2 separate regions of the Homo sapiens genome follow, and region 2 is linked to region 1. The links are chromatin loops, found by intact Hi-C in ENCODE. Cell type or tissue: dorsolateral prefrontal cortex. All regions are shown on one strand.

The links. Peaks named below come from ENCODE experiments on the same cell type or tissue, not always from the same donor. Only the 100,000 strongest peaks of a DNase experiment are listed, where the experiment ranks them.
Region 2: a loop joins it to region 1, with 2.3 times the contacts of the local background. A loop is called at or near these places in 3 of 110 quality-filtered maps.

The regions. Positions count from the first base shown.
Region 1 is chr12:120,854,870-120,859,869 of GRCh38, forward strand. The region is part of intron 1 of SPPL3 (signal peptide peptidase like 3); the gene reads right to left. Among named protein-coding and RNA genes, the nearest start is that of SPPL3, 47 kb to the right of the region's middle. In dorsolateral prefrontal cortex, a CTCF peak has its summit at 2,331; no DNase peak of the experiment used is centred here; H3K27ac peaks cover 1,593 bases.
Region 2 is chr12:120,765,048-120,770,047 of GRCh38, forward strand. SPPL3 (signal peptide peptidase like 3) reads right to left here. Exons shown (of 11, transcript NM_139015.5): 7 at 3,906-4,012; 8 at 3,278-3,441; 9 at 2,347-2,546; 10 at 1,216-1,325; 11 at 1-23. Among named protein-coding and RNA genes, the nearest start is that of ACADS, 42 kb to the left of the region's middle. In dorsolateral prefrontal cortex, no CTCF peak of the experiment used is centred here; no DNase peak of the experiment used is centred here; H3K27ac peaks cover 1,240 bases.

The DNA of each region.
Region 1 (5,000 bases):
GAGGAAAAACAGTGCAATGAAAATATTCTTATATTTATGACATTCAAGATCACTATTTGGACCAAAGAACACGCCAGGATTTTTATAGCACCTGCATGTAACTGTTTCATGATGACCCTCCACAAGGGGCAGGGAAGGGACAGGGAAGGAAGAAGCATGCAGGGCTTTCCTGACCCTACTTCTAGTGTGTAGGAAAGAGGAGAGGGAACTCATTATCCCTCCAGCCACCGTTTCTTCTCCTTGTATGGATGGATCACTAGACCCCACAGAGTGCAAGAATGACGAGAGAAGGGGACTATCAGTGATTAATCCTTGTACTAATAACTTATAAAGTACATCCCCTCAGTATAACAGATTCCATATAGCACAAAAAATGAACAGAAATAATAGTTTCCTGGCATTTTCCAACTACCCAATTAGAAACTGACAAATGTATAAAAAACAATTTTTGTCAAGTAAATCATAGGCCCTGGCTATTTAGCACTATGACCTCAAAGCTTAATTTTCAAATAAAATGACTGGTCTCAAGAAAAACAGGCCAGGCGCTGTGGCTCAGGCCTGTAATCCTAGCACTTTGGGAGGCCGAGGCAGGCAGGTCACATGAGGTCACGAGTTCAAGACCAGCCTGGCCAACATGGTGAAACCCCGTATCTACTAAAATACAAAAACTGGCCAGGCATGACGGCAGTTGCCTGTAATCCCAGCTACTTGGGAGGCTGAGACGGGAGAATCGCTTGAACCCGGGAGATGGTGGTTACAGTGAGCTGAGATCGTGCCACTGCACCACTGCACTCCAGCCTGGGCAGCTGAGCAAGACTCCATCTCAAAAAAAAAAAAGAAAAGAAAAGAAAAACAGTACTTCAGAAATGTGTTCAGTACTTTTTCTGGCAGTAAAACAACCTTTTTGTTTCTCCTACACAGAGAAATTATTTCACTCATGCAAATGAATGGGGGTGTACTTGAAGCCCCAGAGCCACATGGGGTGGTCTCATTGTCAGATTCTGTGGCTGTTCACCATGAACATGCTTTCTGGAATGCACCTGAGAAAATCTCAAGACTAAATGCAATTCTGAAAAGGCCCAGGGAGTGAATCGTGATTAATGTAAGCCAGCACTGTTCAACAGAACTCTGTGATCATGAAAACATTCTAGTAATATTACAGCACTGTCCAATCAGGTAGCCACTAGCCACATGGGACTACTGAGCACTTGAAATGCAGTGAGTGCAACTAAGGAACTTAATCTGTAGTTGTACTTAATTTTAATGAACTTAAATTTAAATAGCCCCATGTGGCCAGTGGCTACCTTGCTGGACAGCACAAACCTAAATGCAGATTCCAGTCCCCTTGTGGCTTAGGCTTATGATGCAATTCTGGCCAATGAGACAGAAGGAAAAGATTTCCCTTAATCTGAAAGAAAAAAAAAAAAGAAACACAAAGAAGAGAAGGTTCTTTTTTTGTGGTCTTGAGGATGTGATGTCTCGGAAATGTTGCAGTTGTCCTGCAAACAGCAGCGCAGCAAGCCTAGAGGTGAGGTTAACATGCTGGAGGGCAGAGCAGAAGAATACACAGAACATGAACCCTTGCTACTCACTGAGCCCCCTGGCCACTGGTGTGGAGATGAACAATTTTCATCTTTTTTTTTTTTTTTTTTTTTTTTGAGACAGAGCGAGACTCCGTCTCAAAAAACGAAAATAAAAATTTAACTATGGGACAAGATTCTGGAACGACGGCAGCATTCAGGGCATAGTTGGTTTGAATCCTCCTGAATTTTCCCATAAAAACAGATTGAGCAATCTGGATGCAAAACTGAAAATCTGCACCTACAACAAAGCTAAGTGATCAGGTAGCCTCACAAAACCCAAAAGACAAGCAGATGGGGACAAACTACTGACTGCTAAAGACTGGTGTGCAATTGCCATCTGTGTGAGAAGCAGCAAAGGGAAGCAACAGGGTATTTGATGAATCTGAAATTAGGAAAACCCCAAATGAGACAACAGGTACTGGCAAGCAAGGTGAGCTGAACTAGGAATAGCAGTTGAACTTTAAAGGAGCTCTGTACATTCCAACTTATGGCCTGTACAAGGGGATGGAGTGATAGGGACCCTCTAAACTAAAAGCTAACCATCTGAAGCTCTCTTTCAGGACAAAGTCTTGTACTGAGGAGAAACTACTGGGAACAGAATCCAGCAGAACAGAGACAGGAGAAGAAAAGGAAGAAGGTGGCCCAAATAAAGAACCAGGAAGAGTAATGACCAGATGTCTGAAAGTGCTAGGATTCCCTCTTCCCCTCCACCAGAAAAGTCAAAAGAGGGAGCTCTAGAGCCAGAAAGCTAAAGTCTTCCTGCCCACTTCTCTCTCTCAGTTTATGAAAATTAATTTCCTGCAAATCAAAACCACAATGTGATACCATCTCACACCAGTCAGAATGGCGATTATTAAACAGTCAAGAAACAACAGATGCTGGCGAGGCTGTGGAGAAACAGGAATGCTTTTACACTGTTGGTGGGAATGTAAATTAGTTCAACCATTGTGGAAGACACTGTGGCGATTCCTCAAGAATCTAGAAGCAGAAATACCATTTGACCCAGCAATCCCATTACTGGGTACATATCCAAAGGAATATAAATCATTCTATTATAAAGACACATGCATGTGTTTGTTTATTGCAGCACTATTCATAATAGCAAAGACATGGAATCAACCCGAATGCCCATCAATGCTAGACTGGATAAAGAAAATGTGGTACATATACACTACTATGCAGCCATAAAAAGAAATTAGATCATGTCCTTTTCAGGGACATGGATGGAGCTGGAAGCCATCATCCTCAGCAAACTAACACAGGAACAGAAAACCAAATATCACATGTTCTCACTCATAAGCGGGAACTGAACAATGAGAACACATGGACACAGGGAGGGGAACAACACACACCAGAGCCTGTCACAGGGGTGGGTGGAAGGAGAGCATCAGGATAAACAGCTAATGCATGCGGGGCTTAATACCTCGGTGATGGGTTGACAGGTGCAGCAAACTACCATGGCACATCTTTGCCTATGTAGCAAACCTGCACGTCCTGCACATGTATCCTGGAACTTAATATATATTTAAAAAGAAAGAAAATTAATTTTCATTAAAAATGAACAACAGGAAAGCACTGTGGTTTTATCTCAAAGTCATTATTTTAAAAAGAGAGAAAGGGAGGCAGAGAGCATCTGTAAAAACAATAAAAACATACCAGAAAAAAAACATGCCTTTAAAACAGGTAAAAACTGTAACACAATATTATTTTGAAATTTTAAATTTTTTAAGAAAATGACATCATGGCTGGGCACTGTGGCTCACGCCTGTAATTCCAGTACTTTGGGAGGCCGAGGTGGTCAGAAGTTCAAGATCAGCCTGGCCAACATGGTGAAACCCTATCTTTAAAAATACAAAACTTAGCCAGGTGTGATGGCGGGCGCCTGTAATCCCAGCTACTCAAGAGGCTGAGGCAGGACGCTTGAACCCGGGAAGCGGAGGTTGCAGTGAGCCAAGATCGCAACATTGCACTCCAGCCTGGGTAACAAAAACAAGACTCCATCTCAAGAAAACAAAAAAAAAAACAAAGAAAATGACATCATATGACGAGGCAACATAAATCTGAATTAGAACAACTCAAAAGGGGTGATAAAACTCAGAAATTTCAGAAATGAACACTAAACTAAAAGAAACACAAGAATGAACAACCAACGGGTAACAGATAATGCCTTAAAGAAACTAGAAAGTAAATAGGATGGAAAAGTTAAGAAAGGGATAAAAAGATTAGAGAGCGGCAATCTATAGAAAAACAGGCAAAGAAGATCCAAAATGTATACAATAGGAGTCCCCAAAGAAGAAAATCAAAGCAAGGAAGCATAACAAAAACTAAAAACAATAACTAAAGAGAATATCACTAGTCTCTGACAGCAACGCTCTATGGAAGAACATAATAGAGAAAACGAAATGTGAGCCGAGAATTTATAAGCAGCCAAACTATGAAGTGAAACTGCAGGGTCACATGGTAAATTTGTTTAACTTTTTACGAATCAGTTTCTTTTTATAATCTATCAGTATTTACTTATTTAGTCACTCTAGGGTCCTTATAAGAGATGGTTATGTTTTCAATTTTGTTCTGCCTCATTGCATTTCTTGAAGGCATAGTAAGAAAATCTCTCTATGGGTAACTTTTAATTTTTTTTCTATAAAGAAAACATACAGATTAAGTGTTCTTCATCCAAAATGCTTGAGACCAGAAGTGTTTCAGATCTCCCTCTTTTTTGGGGTGGGGGGCGTGGGGGTTTCAGAATATTTGTATTATACTTACTGGTTGAACACTGCAAATCCAAAAATCCAAAATCCAAAATGCTACAATGAGCTTTTCCTTTCAGCATCATGTTGGAGCTCAAAAAGTTCTGCATTTTGGATAATTTTGGATTTTGTGATATCAGATGCTCAACCTGTACTGTGCTATGAGAGAAAAAATTAAAAATGCTTACATACCTTCCTTATAAGACAAAGATGACTGAATCTATGTAAATCGTCTTTTCAAGCAATAACTGAAGTTAAGAATTGTGACAGTATACAGCAGTGTGCATTATTACTTTGACAAAAAAGTTTTTGTTTTTTCAAACAGTACTTGAAACACAAATCCTGTGGGAACCACTGATATCAAATAATTCTTTTTGAAACTTATCTCTACAGCCATTATTATCCCAATTAAAAAGGAAGCTACACTACACCTAAACACAACAGAAAACATACAGACTCAAAAAGTCTAGCTGGGGCCGGGTGCAGTGGCTCCCAGCACTCTGGGAGGTCGAGGCGGGTGGATCACCTGAGGTCAGGAGTTCGAAGCCAGCCTGGCCAACATGGTGAAACCCTGTCTCTACTAAAAATACAAAATTAGCTGGGGATGGTGGTGCGCACCTGTACTCCCAGCTACTCGGGAGGCTGAGGCAGGAGAACTGCTTGAACCCGG
Region 2 (5,000 bases), 90 kb before region 1:
GACCACATCCGCCGGAGGTCGCCCTGGGAAACAAGGGACTTTCTAAGTTACAGATTTAAACATGAGGCACACACAGCTGTCTGATTCTTTAAAAAAAAAAAATTTTTTTTCCAGGTATGAAGTCTTCCTATATATTGGCCAGGCTGGTCTCAAACTCCTGGGCTCGGGCAATTCTCCTGCCTCGACCTTCCAAAGTGCTAGGATTACAGGCATGAGCTGCTGCGCTTGGCCCCTTTCTGATATTTTTTTTTTTTGAGATGGGTTCTCACTCTGTCACCTAGGCTGGAGTGAGTGCAGTGGCGAGATCTCAGCTCACTGCAACCTCCGACTCCTGGGTTCAAGCGATTCTCTTGCCTCAGCTTCCTGAGTAGCTGGGATTACAGGCACTCACCACCATGCCCAGTTCATTTTTGTGTTTTTAGTAGAGACAGGGTTTCACCATATTGGCCAGGCTGGTCCTGAACTCTTAACCCGCCTGCCTCAGCCTCCCAAGGTGCGGGGGTTACAGGCGTGAGCCACCATGCCCCTGGCCCCTTTCTGATGCTTGATCTGAGATCAGATTGCTTCTGTGGGAAACCAAAGAGCATTTAAATCTTACCCATTCAAAAATAACCCACTATTTTTAGGAGGACTCCCTAGAAGGGGTGCTTTTAGGCTCCCTGAGCAAGAAAAGGGCTTTTATCAACTCTCTAGAGGTAGTGAGTCAAGTGAGCTGGGCAAGTAAGTTGACCTCTGTATCTGCTTCCTCATCTGTAAAACGGGGCTGAGAATAGATATCTGGGAAATAATGTGCTCTTGAACTCTGGTTTTATCATATGCTGCCTCAACACTATTCAATCTTAATTATTCCCAAACTTTAACGTAGTGTTAAGCTGTTAGGTGGCAGGAGGGCACTGCTTTGAACAGAAGCAGGAAGTACCCTCAGCTGGGCTCTGGGGCTTTCAATTAGTTATTCCTCGACCAGGTGGTGTAGTGGTCTAGCTCATCAGCATTTTCTGTCAGTGGCTGCACGAATCTGGAAGCGTTTGCTAACGCCAGGGTAGCGCGCGCGCGCACACACACACACACACACACACACACACACACACACACACAGTCGAGATCACAAGCTCACTCAGGGGCTTAAGCAGAATCACCTCCAGCGAGGAGAGTGCAAACCGAGGCACAGGCCAATCCAAGTTATTGCTTTCACAGGTTTATAACTGCTGCTCTCACCTTTAAATAGGCCATCGTGAGGAGTGGCAATAAAGTAAATGGCACCAAATAGAGAAGGGCGGGCTGGGCGGCCCGGTGAATGCGAGACGCCACAGTAGCAGTGAGCAGGCCTGTGAGGAGAGAGAGGCATCTGTGAGACACGAGAGGGAACCCGTGTCACCTGGCTGCTGCTGGGCAAAGTCCTGCAACTGTACAGATCTAATGTGCTGTCGTCCATTCTATGGTTGGGGTGTGAAATGCCCAGCTTGGGCAGTTGAAGAAATGTGGATCAGCACAGCTTTAAAAAACACCTACAACTCCAAGGACACATGACTGACCCAAGTCTCACTCCTTGCTCAGGTTCCTGGGTTCAAACCCTCCTTCCAGCTCCAAGTGTGCCTCTGTCTCCTGTGATGCTGGACTTGGGAGGCAGAAGACCTGGGTTCAAGTTCCAACTCTGCTACTCACAATAGCTAACATAAATGTAGTTCAGACCTTCCACCTCTCTGAGCCTCAGCTTGCTCATCTGTCTAATGGGGATAATGCCACTTGCCTTGCCCCTCTGAGTTTGTGGACTGAAATGAACCCATGTGAATGAACTGCTGTGGGACGAGGACAGTGCTGGGGTTGAGGAGGACGTACGGAGTGCAAAAGCTCCTTTCCAGTCACTGTGCGGGAGCAGTTGCATGTGCGGGCAGGTTACTGCTTTTCCCAGCCCCATCACAATCATCTCCTGTCTGCCTACACATGAGCTGGCTACAAAACTTGGCCTAGGTCAGAGTGGCAGAAATGTAGAACTAATGAATGTAAGTAAGTATCTATTGAATAAAGTAGGAAATAAATACGACAGTCATTCAACTCTAGAGGAAGATTTAAGCACAGACTAATCCACTGCACTGTGTGCTGTGTGTCCTTGGCTTTGAGGACTGACCTGCTTTTCCTACAACGTTCTTCAGATACACAGCTGGAGAGGGAACTGGCCTATCCAGTACACAAAACACTTAGCATCTCACGGGCCAGGCTGTCTATTACAGCACCCAGAATTCCTGCTCTCCTTCCATCCAGTAACTGTAGCTAGAAGACCTGATTTAATTCCAAAGGTTGGAGGACAGCCAGAGCGAGGATCATCTGCAGTCTCTCTGGTTCTCTTACCTACAAAGTATCCGATGAGGGTGCAGTGAAAGTAGGAGACCTTCTGCATGCGCCCGGAGATGTTGGCAGGTCCAGGGGCCCCACAGGAGTCCCCACTGGCTTGCTTTTTGTAGTTGTCATAGCGAAGGACAAAGCATAGTAGGAGACCAGGCATAACGATGTCTCCGATGCCCAACATGGAGAAGTGGCTGCCAGTGGAGCTGGAATGCAGTTTCACAGGTTAGTGACGTCACACTCTACAATCCAGTTTCTATTCCTTTTGTGCAAAGTTTGTTAGCTTTTTAAGGAGTCAAAGAGCTTATCTGCATGGCAGATGGAAATCTCTTCTGATGGAACATTAGTTTTAAGAGTGTAGAGAGAAAAAGCTGCAACAGTACTGGCACTAGAGGTCTCCACCTTGGCCCCCCTGTTTCAGGAGAGCCCCTTGGAAGTGACTGCTGAAGTGATTTGCATAAGTGCTGCTTCCTCTAGAAATGTCAAACAATTCATCATTTGTGACACATTCACTGTTGAGACTTCAAATAAGCACCTGGCTACTATTACAGGTGGAAGATTAAAGCAGCACATTCATTCTGCCAAGATTATATTACCAGGAGTTGTATAATTCTACCATTAGAACTTATTTTTATAAATATCTTACAAGTTAAAAGGATCGAGATTCTCCTAACTCCCTCCAGCCAACTCTAAACAGTGGAAACAGCAGTAAGGCATGGCTGTTTGCTGACATTAATCAATAATAAAAGGCACCGCCTGGATCACTCAGTGATCCTTCTTGGCAAGCCAAGAATCTCATCCTCATTTCCTCTTCTGCAGCATGGAGATAATGGCCCCAGGTTGGGATCAGAATGCTGATGACATTAGAGACTGATCAAGGCCGGGAACAGATAGGCACAGGAAGACAGTGTGGTCCTGTCATAGCATGAGGTCTTACCTTGGGAAGACCAGTTTTCCAGGCAGAGACAGGCGAGGAACATCACGCCCAACATTGGGCCCCAGGTGGAGCTTCCGGGATAGAACGTCAAGGGGATTGTCAGCCGGCTGAGTGGCCACCTTCACCATGACGTTGCTATTGAAGATGTAGGCTGAGAAAAATACCTGCCGAGTTGGAGAGATGCCTTTAACAGAGGGAGTTGGAAGCAACCTGCTTTCAGCATCAGCCCTCCTTGCTCTTAAGAGCAGAGTCTCAGAATGCTGTGACTGCAATGCTTTCGTTGACTGTATGATTTGAGAAAATCTTTGCTCTTCCTGTGTACTTGCCAATTTCTGCACTCTCCACACCCAGAGATTACTCCCTGACGGGGTGGCCCCCACTGCAGCGAATCTTGTCAGCCTGTTACCTCTTCTATCCTAGGAGTCACACACACACACTACCTACTGTACGACTTTTCAGCAAACAAAAGGATCGGACTGCACACCCATGATACAGTTAAGGACTGGAGAGAGAGTGATCAGCAGCTGGGCAAGCCCGACTTTGGATACTTCTAGTTAATAGTTTTCAGGCATGAATGCTTCACTTCAACACAAAGAAGGGGAGGAGCTCCAAGGACATAAACGCTTACCCAAAAGACATCATAGATGAGAAGCCCTGAGAGAAGCAGGCAGGAGACCTTGAGGCTCGGCAGGCGGACAAAGGCGATCATGGCGACACAGAGGCCCATGGCCAGTGCTGGGGAGGAGACAGGGTACAGCAGACAGCAGTCAGTGTGGACTCCAGGCTCATCCTCTTTCCACAAGCTATGGCCCTTCACAGAGTTTGCAATTCCCTCAAAAATCAGGCAGCCCTAAGCTCCAGCTTCAGAAACTTACATGCAACTGGTGCAAAACACCCGCTTCTTCAGCCTGTTTGGACTTGTGGAATTTGGGGTGATTGCTTTCCTCCTCCTAGACATAGTGCTCGGCTGTTGGAGACCCAGGAAACCAGTCCAAGACCTCCAAGCTCTCTTTTCCTGCCTTCCCTCCAATGTTGTGGATGTGTTGTCCTTGCTCCCTGCTTTAAAGTGAACTCACACCCTAGATAGCACCCCCTTTCATTCACTGGAGGCATCATCCCAGCAATTCATTAACTGCGTTATAGAAAACTAGAGAATACAGTAAAGCAAAATAAAAAAATTACATTCCCACTTTTCAGAGATTACCACTGTTCAATATCTTCCTAGAATTTTGTTTTTCTTTTTGGAGATGGAGTCTCGCTGTATCACCCAGGCTGGAGTGCAGTGGCACAATCTCGACTCACTGCAACCTCTGTCTCCTGAGTTCAAATGATTCTCCTGCCTCAACCTCCCGAGTAGCTGGGATTACAGGCACCCACCACTACGCCCAGCTAATTTTTGTGTTTTTAGTAGAGATGGGGTTTCACCATGTTGGCCAGGCTGGTCTCGAATTCTTGACCTCAGGTGATCCACCTGCCTTGGCCTCCCAAAGTGTTGGGATTACAGGCATGAGCCACTGCACCCAGCCAATAATTTTTTACATACTTTTTTTTTTTAATCTAATGAGATCACACAATCTGTTCCCCCCCTCCACCAAAGCCAACAACCCCCAGTTTCCATTTGGGTGAATTTTCACCTCATTTAATCAAATTTCTCTATAGACCCCAAAACATCTTTTGCAGATGGTTTGTCTGTGCTGGTTTCCAATCTGACATAGTCCACCCC